Linked DNA regions of Homo sapiens: region 2 is linked to region 1. Evidence: read pairs that join two places in POLR2A ChIA-PET (ENCODE). Cell type or tissue: HepG2. All regions are shown on one strand. Links, peaks and the distances in the headings refer to the core of each region. The heading gives the core; the rest is flanking DNA.

Region 1 (5,379 bases), core at 126-5,125:
AAGAAACTGGGAACACAGGTTGCGTCTAGAGGCAAAGACAGTGGCAGAAGTGAGATGGCTTACTATATGCCCTTTGGAACCTCTTGAATCAGTGACTGTATTACCTATTTGGTAATATGCAATGCATGAAATTCAAGTCAAAATGAATAATCACTGGTTCCTTAACATCATCGTTAAGAGCTTGGACCGTGAATTCAACTTGCCCTTATTTAAATCCCAACTGAACTGCTTGGTGATTGTGTAAACATTAAGGAACTTTCCTCATCCGCAAAATGGAGGAGTTAAAGACACCTTCCTTGAGGGTTTGTTATGAGGATTAATGAAATTATTAAACAAGGATTAAATGAGATAATCCATTTTCAGTGTTTTATTTTATACATAATAATATATACATTTTATTATTATTCCTTGACTGTCCTGGGGATGGCCACTCCACAGGTGCATTAGAATGTTCCCTGCCTCCCTAGTAAGGAGCATTGTCACCCACTTCATTAGCTCATGAAGATGAAACAAGTTAATACATATTTGAAATGCCTGAATCAGTGCCTGGTTCACAGGAAAAGTTATCATTCACAGAAATATCCCCTAAAAAGCCATGCCCATTTTTTTCTCACTTCTCTGAATCCACAAGTTCCCTTTATTTTAATCACTGTATTATTTCTTCCCTAAAATTTCTATGTAGATGTTTTTCAAACCTGCCTATTCTTTTCTCATACTGCTCTGCTCTTGCCTTAAGGCTGAAGGCACCTGTTCCCTTATCTCTTAAATTTTGTTTGTTTGTTTGTTTGTTTTTGACACTTGAGTCTTGTTCTGTCGCCCAAGCTGGAGTGCAGTAGCGTCATCGTGGCTCACTACAATCACCACCACCAAGGTTCAAGCAATTCTCATGTTTCAGCCTCCCAGGTAGCTGGGATTACAGGTGTATGTCACCACGCTCGGCTAATTTTTTTTTGTATTTTTAGTGGAGACGGGGTTTCACCATGTTGGCCAGGCTGGTCTTGAACTCCTGGCCTCAAGTGACCCGCCTACCTCAGCTTCCCAAAGTGCTGGGATGACAGGCATGAGCCACTGTGCCCAGACAAAAAAAAACCTTTTTAAGACAGCATCTCACTGCTGTCACCCACACTGGAGGAACCCGATCACAGCTCACTGCAGCCTCAACTTCCTGTGCTCAAGCAATCCTCCCACCTTAGCCTCCCGAGTAGCTGGGACTACAAGTGTGTGCCACCATGCCTGGAAAATCTTCAAAAATATATTAACTCTGGCTGGGCATGGTGGCTCATGCCTGTAATCCCAGCACTTTAGGAGGCTGAGGCAGGTGGATCACTGGAGGTCAGGAGTTTGAGACCAGCCTGGCCAACATGGTGAAACCCCGTCTCTACTGAAAATACAAAAAAACTAGCTGGGTATGGTGTCATGTGCCTGTAATCCCAGCTACTCAGGAGGCTGAGGCAGGAGAATCACTTGAACCCGGGAGGTGGAGGTTGTAGTGAGCTGAGATCTCACCACTGCACTCCAGCCTGGGCAACAGAGCGAGACCATCTCAAAAAAAAAAAAAATTAACCCTGCTTGTTTCAAAGTTTCAGTCTGTCATATTATCTTTGGTTTGTAGGGTGCAAAGTCTACTGTTTGTTGCAGCTGCTGACTATGTGTGGCTTATTTCCTTGTGGGTTTGTAAGTACATTTCAAGCTCATCTTCATCAGATTTCTGAGAGTCCGTGATTTCATAGACTCTTAAGTCCCCCAGATTTACTAGTTCTGGACAAGCCTTTCCGTTATTTTCTCCACTTGGAATTCTCATACCACACAGATATGCACTCAGACCCCATATCTGCACATGGCCTAGAGCAAAGAGGTAGAGTTTTTCTGGTCCTGCTTCCACGGGGAAGCAGCCCTTTGTGACTCCGAGCTTTTTTTTTTTTTTTTTTTGAGACAGAGTTTCACTCTTATCTCCCAGGCTGGAGTGCAATGGCGCAATCCCAGCTCACTGCAACCACCACCTCCTGGGTTCAAGCAATTCTCCTGCCTCAGCCTCCCAAGTAGCTGAGATTACAGGTGCCTGCCACCACGCCTGGTTAATTTTTGTATTTTTAGTAGAGACGGGGTTTCATCATGTTGGTCAGGCTGATCTCGAACTCCTGACCTCAGGTGATCCACCTGCCTTGGCCTTCCAAAGTGCTAGGATTACAGATGTGAGCCACCATGCCTGGCCGACTCCTAGCTTTTTTAGGCAGGCAACTCACTTTCATCTCTGTAAGCGCGGAGCCTGTGGCTGGCCTCCCTTCATAGGCAGGTATGAAATATTCCACCCTAATCACCTAGTTATAATACCCTATCAGTCCCTGCCTGTCTTAGTCCATCTGGACTCCTATAACAACATACCATAAACTGGGTGGCTTATAAACAACAGAAATGTATGTTTCACAGTTCTGGAGGCTGGGAAGTCCAAGATCAAGGTGCTGGCAGATTCAGTGTCTGGGGAGGCCCTCATAGTTGGCCACCTTTTCACTGTGTCCTCACATGGTGGAAGGGAATAATTCTGGTCTCTAGCCCCTTAATGGGCACTAATCCTATTAATGAGGACTCCAACCCCATGATTTAATCACCCCCAAAGGCCCCCACTTCCTAATGCCATCACATTGGAGGGTAGGTTTCAACATGAATTTTGGAAGGACACAAACATTCAGACCATAGCATGGCCTTTACTTCTTCCATATTATGTGTAGCACATGATATGGAAAAAATATCCATGAATTCTGGACTATGCTGATATCTAAAGACAGAAATGGCCAGTGCAGTGGCTCACACGTATAAACCCAGCACTTTGGGAGGCCGACGCAGGCAGGTTGCTTGAGCCTAGGAGTTTGAGACCAGCCTGGCCAACATGGTGAAACCCCGTCTCTACACAAAATACAAAAATTATCTGGGCATGGTGGTGTGCACCTGTAGTCCCACCTACTCAGGAGGCTGAGGCAGGAGGATCACTGGAGCCCGGGAGGTCAAGGCTACAATGAGCTGTGTTTGTGCCACTGCACTTCAGCCTGGGTAACAAAACAATACCTTGTTTCAAAAAAAAAAAAAGAAAAAGAGAAATGGGCCCAGAAGCAACAGGATGAAACTGGGAGAAGAAAGCAGAAAGTATCTGGCCTAAGTAACTTACTAGAAAATCTATTTCTTTTTTTTTTTTTTTTTTGACAGAGTCTCATTCTGTCACCCAGGCTGGAGTGCAGTGGCGCAAACTCAGCTCACTGTAACCTCTGCCTCCTGGGTTCAAGTGATTCTCGTGCCTCAGCCTCCCAAGTAGCTGGTACTACAGACGTGCACTACCATGCCCGGCTAATTTTTGCATTTTTAGTAGAGACAGGGTTTCGCCATGTTGGGCAGGCTGGTCTCAAACTCTCCACATCAGGTGATCCATCCACCTCGGCCTCCAAAGTGCTGGGATTACAGGCATGAGCCACCATGCCTGGCCCTAGAAAATCAATTTTTCAAAAGCAAATGACACAAACTTGTGGGAAAAGCCTCAGTATTGCAAAGTGATTGTGAAGAAACATACCAAAATGTTAACTGAGCTGGTTTGAGTGTTGGAGGAATGAATGACTTTTCCTTTTCTAATTTTCTGCATTTTACACGTTTTATATCCCTTTTACCTTGGGGGACAGGGGAAATTATAAGTCATTTTGTAAAGTGGTTTTCCAATCAGCCAGCAGGAGCTTGCTGTGGTGACAGGTGAGAACCATTTCCTCCTGTCAGAGGTTGGTGGCAAATCAAGGCAGCTGCAGAGAGGGGCTAAACAAGGCCTGGGTGTGGAGGTGGAGGCTTGAGTTGGAGCCCTAGTTCTGCCAACATATTTGTGACACCCACAGAATTAACTTAACCTCTCCTAATCACGTTTTCCTCCTCTGTAAATGGAGATCCATTCATTGGTTCATTCCTTCCACAGCTGTTTATTCAACACGTGCGATGTGCTCAGCAAGGTGGCAGGGCTTGGGGCCACCAGAAAGAACAAGACAGACCCACACTCGAAGTTTGAGTTCTGAGGCAGCACTGTCCGACAGAACTTTCTAGATGACGAAAATGTTCTGTATCTGTGATATCCAATATGGTAGCCACTAGCCACACATAGCCACTACACACTTAAAATGCGGCTCCTGTGACCGAGGAACAGAATTTTTAATTTTCTTTTGTGTAATTAAATTTATTTATTTATTTGAGACAGAGTCTCGCTGTGTTGCCCAGGCTGGAGTGCAGTGGCCCAATCTTGGCTCACTGCAACCTCCGCCTGCCGGGTTCAAGCGACTTTCCTGACTCAGCCTTGCAAGTCTCCTGAGTAGCTGGGACTACAGGTGTAGGCCACCACGCCTCGTTAATTTTTGTATTTTTAGTAGAGACGGGGTTTCACCATGTTGGCCAGGCTGGTCTCAAACTCCTGACCTCAAGCGATCCACCCACCTCGGCCTCCCAAAGTGCTGGGATTACAGGCATGAGCCACCGCTCCTGGCCAGTGTCATTAAATTTAAATTGCCACATGAGGTTAGTGGCTACTGTTTTGGACAGTATCCTAAATAGCAGACAACGCCTCTGGGCCCACCTCAGACGGGGCGTGGGAAGATCCAAGCCATGCAAAAACAGAACTGTGAGGGGGTGTGAGGATGTATCATGCCTCCCTCAGACAGAACAAGGAGGAAACGAGGCTGTGGGGACGTTTAAGACCCGGTGACTGTTGTAAGTGGGCACGGGGAGATGGAAGAAAACACTCAATGCGGCGGAGCACAAAAGCTGCCGTGACTAAGCCCTGGCACGTGGTCTGGGAGCACCTGCCCCGCGGGCAAGCAGCAACTCCCTGCAGAGCCCACCGTATGCAGTAGAGAACAATACCTAACTAAAGCAAGTCTGGTGACATCTGGCTGCGGACTGGCTCTCGCCTCTCCACTGTGGTCGGTTCTGATCTCTCTGCTCCTTCCTTCCCATGGTCCTTCTTCTGTAATACCTGGAGTTCAAGTTCGTTTTAAACTGGGCAGGGCCGCCCCACGTGGTTTCATTCCGCACATACCCACTCCTTCCTCCGCCTCCTTGAACGCTTCATTCCAAATCAAGCCTGCTTTCTCCTTAATTAAGAACATAGGGGCCAGGTGCGGTGGTTCACACCTGTAATCCCAACACTTTGGAAGGACAAGGCGGGCGGGTCACTTGAGACCAGGAGTTCAAGACCAGCTTGGCCAACATGGTGAAACTCTGCCTCTACTAAAAATAAAAATAAAAATTAGGTGGGAGTGGTGGTGCACGCCTGTAGTCCTAGCTACTGAGGAGGCTGAGGCAGGAGGATCACTTGAACCCAGGAGGCAGAGATTGCAGTGAGCCGAGATCATGCCACCACAC
Region 2 (5,379 bases), core at 251-5,250, 120 kb before region 1:
CATAATAGGGCCAGGCACAGAGGCTCAGGCCTGTAATCCCAGCACTTTGGGAGGGTGTATCGCTTGAGCTCAGGAGTTTGAGACCAGCCTGGGCAACAGGGCGAAACCCAGTCTACCAAAAGTACAAAAGCTTAGCTGGGCGTGGTGGCACACACTTGTAGTCCCAGCTACTAGGGAAGCTGAGATGGGAAGATCCATTGAGCCTGGGAGGCGGAGGAGGCTGCAGTAAGCTGAGATGGTGCCTTTGCACTCCAGCCTGGGCAACAGAGGAAGACTGTGTCTCAAAAAAATTTTAAAAAGCTATAGATAGAACTACCATGTGACCCAGCAATCCTACTCCTACGTATATACCTGAAAGAATTGAAAGTGGACTCGGACAGATACTTGTATGCTGAAATGATAAAATTTAAGCATTGCAACACCATTCACAATAGCCAGAAGGCAGAAACAACCCAAATGTCCAATGACAGATGAATTGATAAACAAAATGGAATATCATTCAGTCATAAAAAGAAATAAAGTTCTGATACATGCTAAAATATGGAGGAACCTTAAAAACATGCTAAGTGAAATAAGCCAGACTCAAATAGACAAATACTATGTGGTTCCACTGATGTATCTAGACTAGGCAAATTCGTAGAGGCAGAAAGTAGATTAGAGGTGGCCAGGAGTTGGAGGAGGGGTGAATGGGGAGTTATTGCCTAATGGGTACAGAGTTTCTGTTTGGGATGATGAAAAATTTCTGGAAATAGTGGTAATGTTTGCACAACATTGTGAATATAATTAAAGCCACTGAATTGTACACTTAAAAATGGCTAAAATGGCAAGCGTTAGGTCCTATATATTTTACAATTAAAAAAAAAAAAAACGCTTGTTTACCGGAGATTTAAAAGAACAGAAAAAAAGAAAAGAAAAAGAAAAGACCAGAAGAGGTAGTGGGAGGAGCACGTCTTTGGCAGGAGCCACCGGTTTGGATTCTGCCCTGCCGCTGGGTCACCTCAGAAACACATGTGGTAACCTCATGGGCGAAGCCTGGTCCCCTCTTTTGATGTGAGAGTCCAGTAAGATGGTGAGTGTGGGCTCTCTCCTGGGTCATGGGAGTTGCTCAGGGAATGGCTTCCCATCCCCTTTAATTTCATCTTTTCCATTGTAAAAGATTGTTCTACCTGGTAGAAAAGACAGAACACAGTTAACTTGGCGATTTTGCGCAAATCATCATCAGTTACCTTGCTCATGTTTAGCCATCCTCCTCTAGGTGGTGGCCCAGCCCCTGTCTGTCATCTCGTTCCTCCTTTCTTTGGTGTTTTTGCCCTAACTCAGGGCTCTTCGGGACCCCCACTTCCTTGGCATTGGTGCCTGTCCTTGGTCACATGCTTCCTCTTCCTTTTCTGGGTTTACTGTGGATTCTTTCTGACATCTGAGCTCTGCTAGTGAGAAGTCATCTGAACACCCAGCCACAGTTATGTACACCCACGTGGTGGAATATCGTAGAGTCATAACAGAAGGGGTCAGGGAAGTGTTTGAAATACCTGGACGAATGTTGGATAGTGATCATGAGAAAGAGTGGAATATATGATTGCATAGACATTACAAGTTCAACTTTTTAAAAAACACAAACAAAATTGTTGGTTGGCTTGTTTTGTTCAACCTGAGCACATCAGAGTCCACGCCCTTTGTAGCCACTGGTCTGAGCCGCCCTCTCCTTCCCCTCCAAGGTTCACTACCATCTGTGGTCAGATCCCCCTTTTTCACAGCCACCCAGGGTTATTTCTTGCTACCTGAGCCTCTCTCCTGGCAGGTTGAAAGAAGCTCAGGGTTCAGACACCGTGAGGCTGTCCTGGATCCTCCAGAGATCCAGGCCCCTGCTACACCCAGGTTGCCGCCCCCTTGTTTATCAGTTACTCCTGCCCCATGACTGTCCTCATGAGATCCTTGGCTCAGAGCCAGTGCATGTGCCCCGAAAGGTGAGTGAGCAAGAGTCTTATGGAGCTCTAGTTTGCTGAGAAGCTCAGCTTCCCATGGGCCGGAAGGAGTCCTGGCAGTTCCGAGATCCCTGGAGGCAGGTGCAGTGGGAGGAGAGACTGACTGGGGCCAGGGCTGGCCACCTCACTGAGGTCCGGAAGGAGAGCTGGTCATCAGGTAGGAGCGGCCCCAGGCCAAACCCAGAGCCTGGCCTCAGGAAATGAGATGGCCTGTTTCTGCCCTCCCGCTGCTGCTAATAATTAACCCAGGGACGGCTGCCTGTGAGGCTGGAAGGGCCTTTAGACATCATGTGACACACTCCAGTCCAGGCCTTTTGCAAAAGTGGGAGGAAGTCATTTACTACATTTCCTCAATTCTGAAAGGTGCGTTGGCCACACTTTAATGCTTCTGAAATCACCGTGACCTTCACAGTCACAGGGTACCTTGGATGTACTGTTTCTTTAAAATAACTTTGCTGAAACACCTGTTACATCAGGTGTGTCATCTTAGAGCAGAGGTAATATGGTGATAAATACCCAGATCATTACTCAAGTTTCTAATGTTGCAGAGTTAATTAGGGGGCAAGAAGGTTTTCTGGGCCATTTCCCTTGTAAGAGGAAATTTACCAACATGAGAGCCTCGGGGAGTGTTTATAAAAGATTATCTCAAAAGGGTAAGAACATACCTTATTTAGTAAGTTACAGAGACAATAGTGACTAAGTGTGGGGCTCCGTTTACCACCTCCAGTGAATCACCTGTAATTCGTCTGCCTCCCAGTCACGTGGATCAGTGGACTCAGAGTGGGTGGTGTGTGATGCCCCCACCTGAGCTTGGGATCATCACCTTGTTTGAAGTCTGCCTGTGTGACCTGTGCGTGGTTCTGAGTCGAGTCTCCCAATCTTGTAAAATGGTTAACAGCAGTGCTACCTTCCAGGCCCAGTCAAAATCAATCAGTCAGGAGTGAGGGGTGTAAAAATACTTGGAAATCGCTGAAGCCCTGTAGCACAGGAAGCCCAGAAACAGGAAAGGGAATGGCCCAGGGACTGAGAAAGAAGGCAGGTGGGAAGGGCAAGAATGCATAGGCAGCATTCACAGAGCTGGTGTTGAGTGGCTGTGGCGGGCCAGGCCCTGTGCTGCGTTAAGAATGAAATCTCTGCTCCCTATAGTTATTCACAGGGGAGGAAACTAAGACAAAACATTAATTTGTTCAGGTTCATGTCCACTTGGGAGTGGCAGAGCAGAGACTAGAACCCAGGTCTGGCTATTCCTTCAAACCTCCAGTGGACTCTGGCCTGGCAAGACCCCTCCTGTCCCAGAGTACTCCCAAGCAAAGATCTTCTTGGTCCAGTCACGGACCACTCTTGAAATCAGTGAGAGGGTTGTCTTTATCTCTGTATTCTCAGCTCCCAGCATGTGGAAGGCCTCAGTACAGATAAATGCATCAACAGCAGCAATGACATATATTATTTCCTTTTTTTCTTTACCTTTTATTTTTTAGTAGCAATTATACATTCCTTTTGTTTACTTTTTACTGTTTTTTTTTTTAAGGTTTACAACTTGTTATTTTGATAAACATATACATTTCATTCATTTGTTCCTAAATGTTGTTCTCCTGATTTGCATTTTGGCATGCCTTTTAGAAGTCTTTTTAAAGAGTTTCATTAATTTGCTGACCCCATTTTATCAGGGTACAAAGCCCTGGAAATCTGAATAGGCTGCATAAAAATATTTTATGGTTTCTAGGGGCACACTGGCAACCAGCAGGGTTACCGAACCTAATATAACCTGAGATGGCCCCCTGGATTAAAACCTTACAGGCAGAGGATTTTAAAGCTGGAAAAAGCTTTAGAGGGCTCTAACCTGGGAAACCGAGCCAGAGAAAAGTGAGTTAGTGACTTCGCGAGTCACCTGGCTGATCAGAGACAAATAAGATGATGCTTCGTGGGGGTAAGTGGAGAGTATTTTTCTCTGTTTCCTTGAGATAAAATTATGGCGAGGGACACTGGTGGTGAGGATTGGGTTTCTCTGGCCGGACTACCACTGGCTTCAGACTCCTTGGCGGGAACAGAGGCTGGCAGGATGGTCCGGTTGTGAGATTCCAGCTTCTTGGCTGGTATGCACTGTGATTAGCACATCTCAAACCTTTCAAAGTGACTTTAGCTGTTTTCTTTTCTGAAGGCTTCTGCTGCTTTTGGCTGTAAAGGGGTGGGGGCCAGAGCCTAAGATAGAAATATCGTGGACTGACACCCAAATGGGCGTGTCTGTGCCTGAGAGCAAATATTAGCAGAGTATTTTTGTAAGGTTTATGCAACTTGATTCATGTCCCTGTGGAGTAAATGTATTCCATCCTGATTTCCAGTCTGTCTGGGGCCTAGTGGAACTACTCGGAGGGAAAATGAAATGAGATCAGTAGCTTAATTTTAGGTAGAAACAGCTAAATGTAAAACATATTCCATTGTCTATTTTGTGAGCTTTACATATTTTTGCTTGTTATAGTCCCTCATCTCCTATTTCACGGTTTGATGGGCCATTTCAGTTTTTTCCAAGAATGAGGTATTCATTTAGAATTATTTCCGATGAGAAAGTATACATGAAAGGAAATTCAGTTTTGAACAATACCACATTGAGGCTTACATGTACAGAAACTTAACCTTGGAATTGTTGAAACAGAAGTCCTGAAAGCCCAGAGTTCATCTATCCCACTCTTCACTGTCAGTCTGCCCTCTGAGGCCTTCTCACCAAGGGTCTCATCCAGCTTCTCTGCTTGATTACCTCTAGTGATGAGGAGCTCACTCTCTTACAGGGCACTTCCTTCCATATTTGTGCAGGTTTAACTGTTTAAAAGCTCCTTCGTCTGTTGAAGAGAAATGTGTTTCTTTCATCTTCTACCCATTGAACCTTTGGGACCTAAAAAAATCAGTCTAATTATAGTAGCTAGGTGCAAGTTAATTTGCATACACATTATCTCCAGTGATTAAAACAACCTTAGGGAAATCCTTCCTCTTTTATAGGTAGGGAAACTGAGTCTCAGAGAGGGTAAGCAGTCTCTCCGAAGTTAATCTCAGTAAGTGATGAAGCTGAGGTCCCCCCACAGCTGTCTGATTCTGATGCTGGTAACTTTCCCACAGCCTTACATTGTATCCTAATTCCTCTTCTGTGTGACAGCCCCTTGGATTTTTGAAGTACCTAATCTTATCCGCCCTGAGATTTCGCTAAGATTTCAGTTATTCCTCAGGAACGCCTGCTAAATCAGTTTCTGTGGAGTTCCCATACCATGCGTGCATTTTCCCCCCCAACCTTTGCACATGGGTTTTGCAGTGTCTGGAATGCTGCAGCTTCTCCCTGGCCAATACCCCTTATCCTGCAAGACTCCCCATGAAATTTCTGTGAACCGGTCCTGACACCCACCCCACCCTG

Evidence for each region. Peaks named below come from ENCODE experiments on the same cell type or tissue, not always from the same donor. Only the 100,000 strongest peaks of a DNase experiment are listed, where the experiment ranks them.
Region 2: POLR2A ChIA-PET joins it to region 1 with 5 read pairs; 3 of 35 experiments call an interaction of 5 or more read pairs at or near these places.

The regions. Positions count from the first base shown.
Region 1 is chr9:109,355,669-109,361,047 of GRCh38, reverse strand. No RefSeq gene overlaps it. Among named protein-coding and RNA genes, the nearest start is that of EPB41L4B, 37 kb to the right of the region's middle. In HepG2, for the core only: no CTCF peak of the experiment used is centred there; no DNase peak of the experiment used is centred there.
Region 2 is chr9:109,474,499-109,479,877 of GRCh38, reverse strand. The region is part of intron 1 of PTPN3 (protein tyrosine phosphatase non-receptor type 3); the gene reads left to right. Among named protein-coding and RNA genes, the nearest start is that of PTPN3, 21 kb to the left of the region's middle. RefSeq lists a cis regulatory region at 2,215-2,228, an enhancer at 2,149-2,293 and a silencer at 4,015-4,309. In HepG2, for the core only: no CTCF peak of the experiment used is centred there; DNase peaks (open chromatin) are centred at 697, 2,207 and 4,227; H3K4me3 peaks cover 1,118 bases.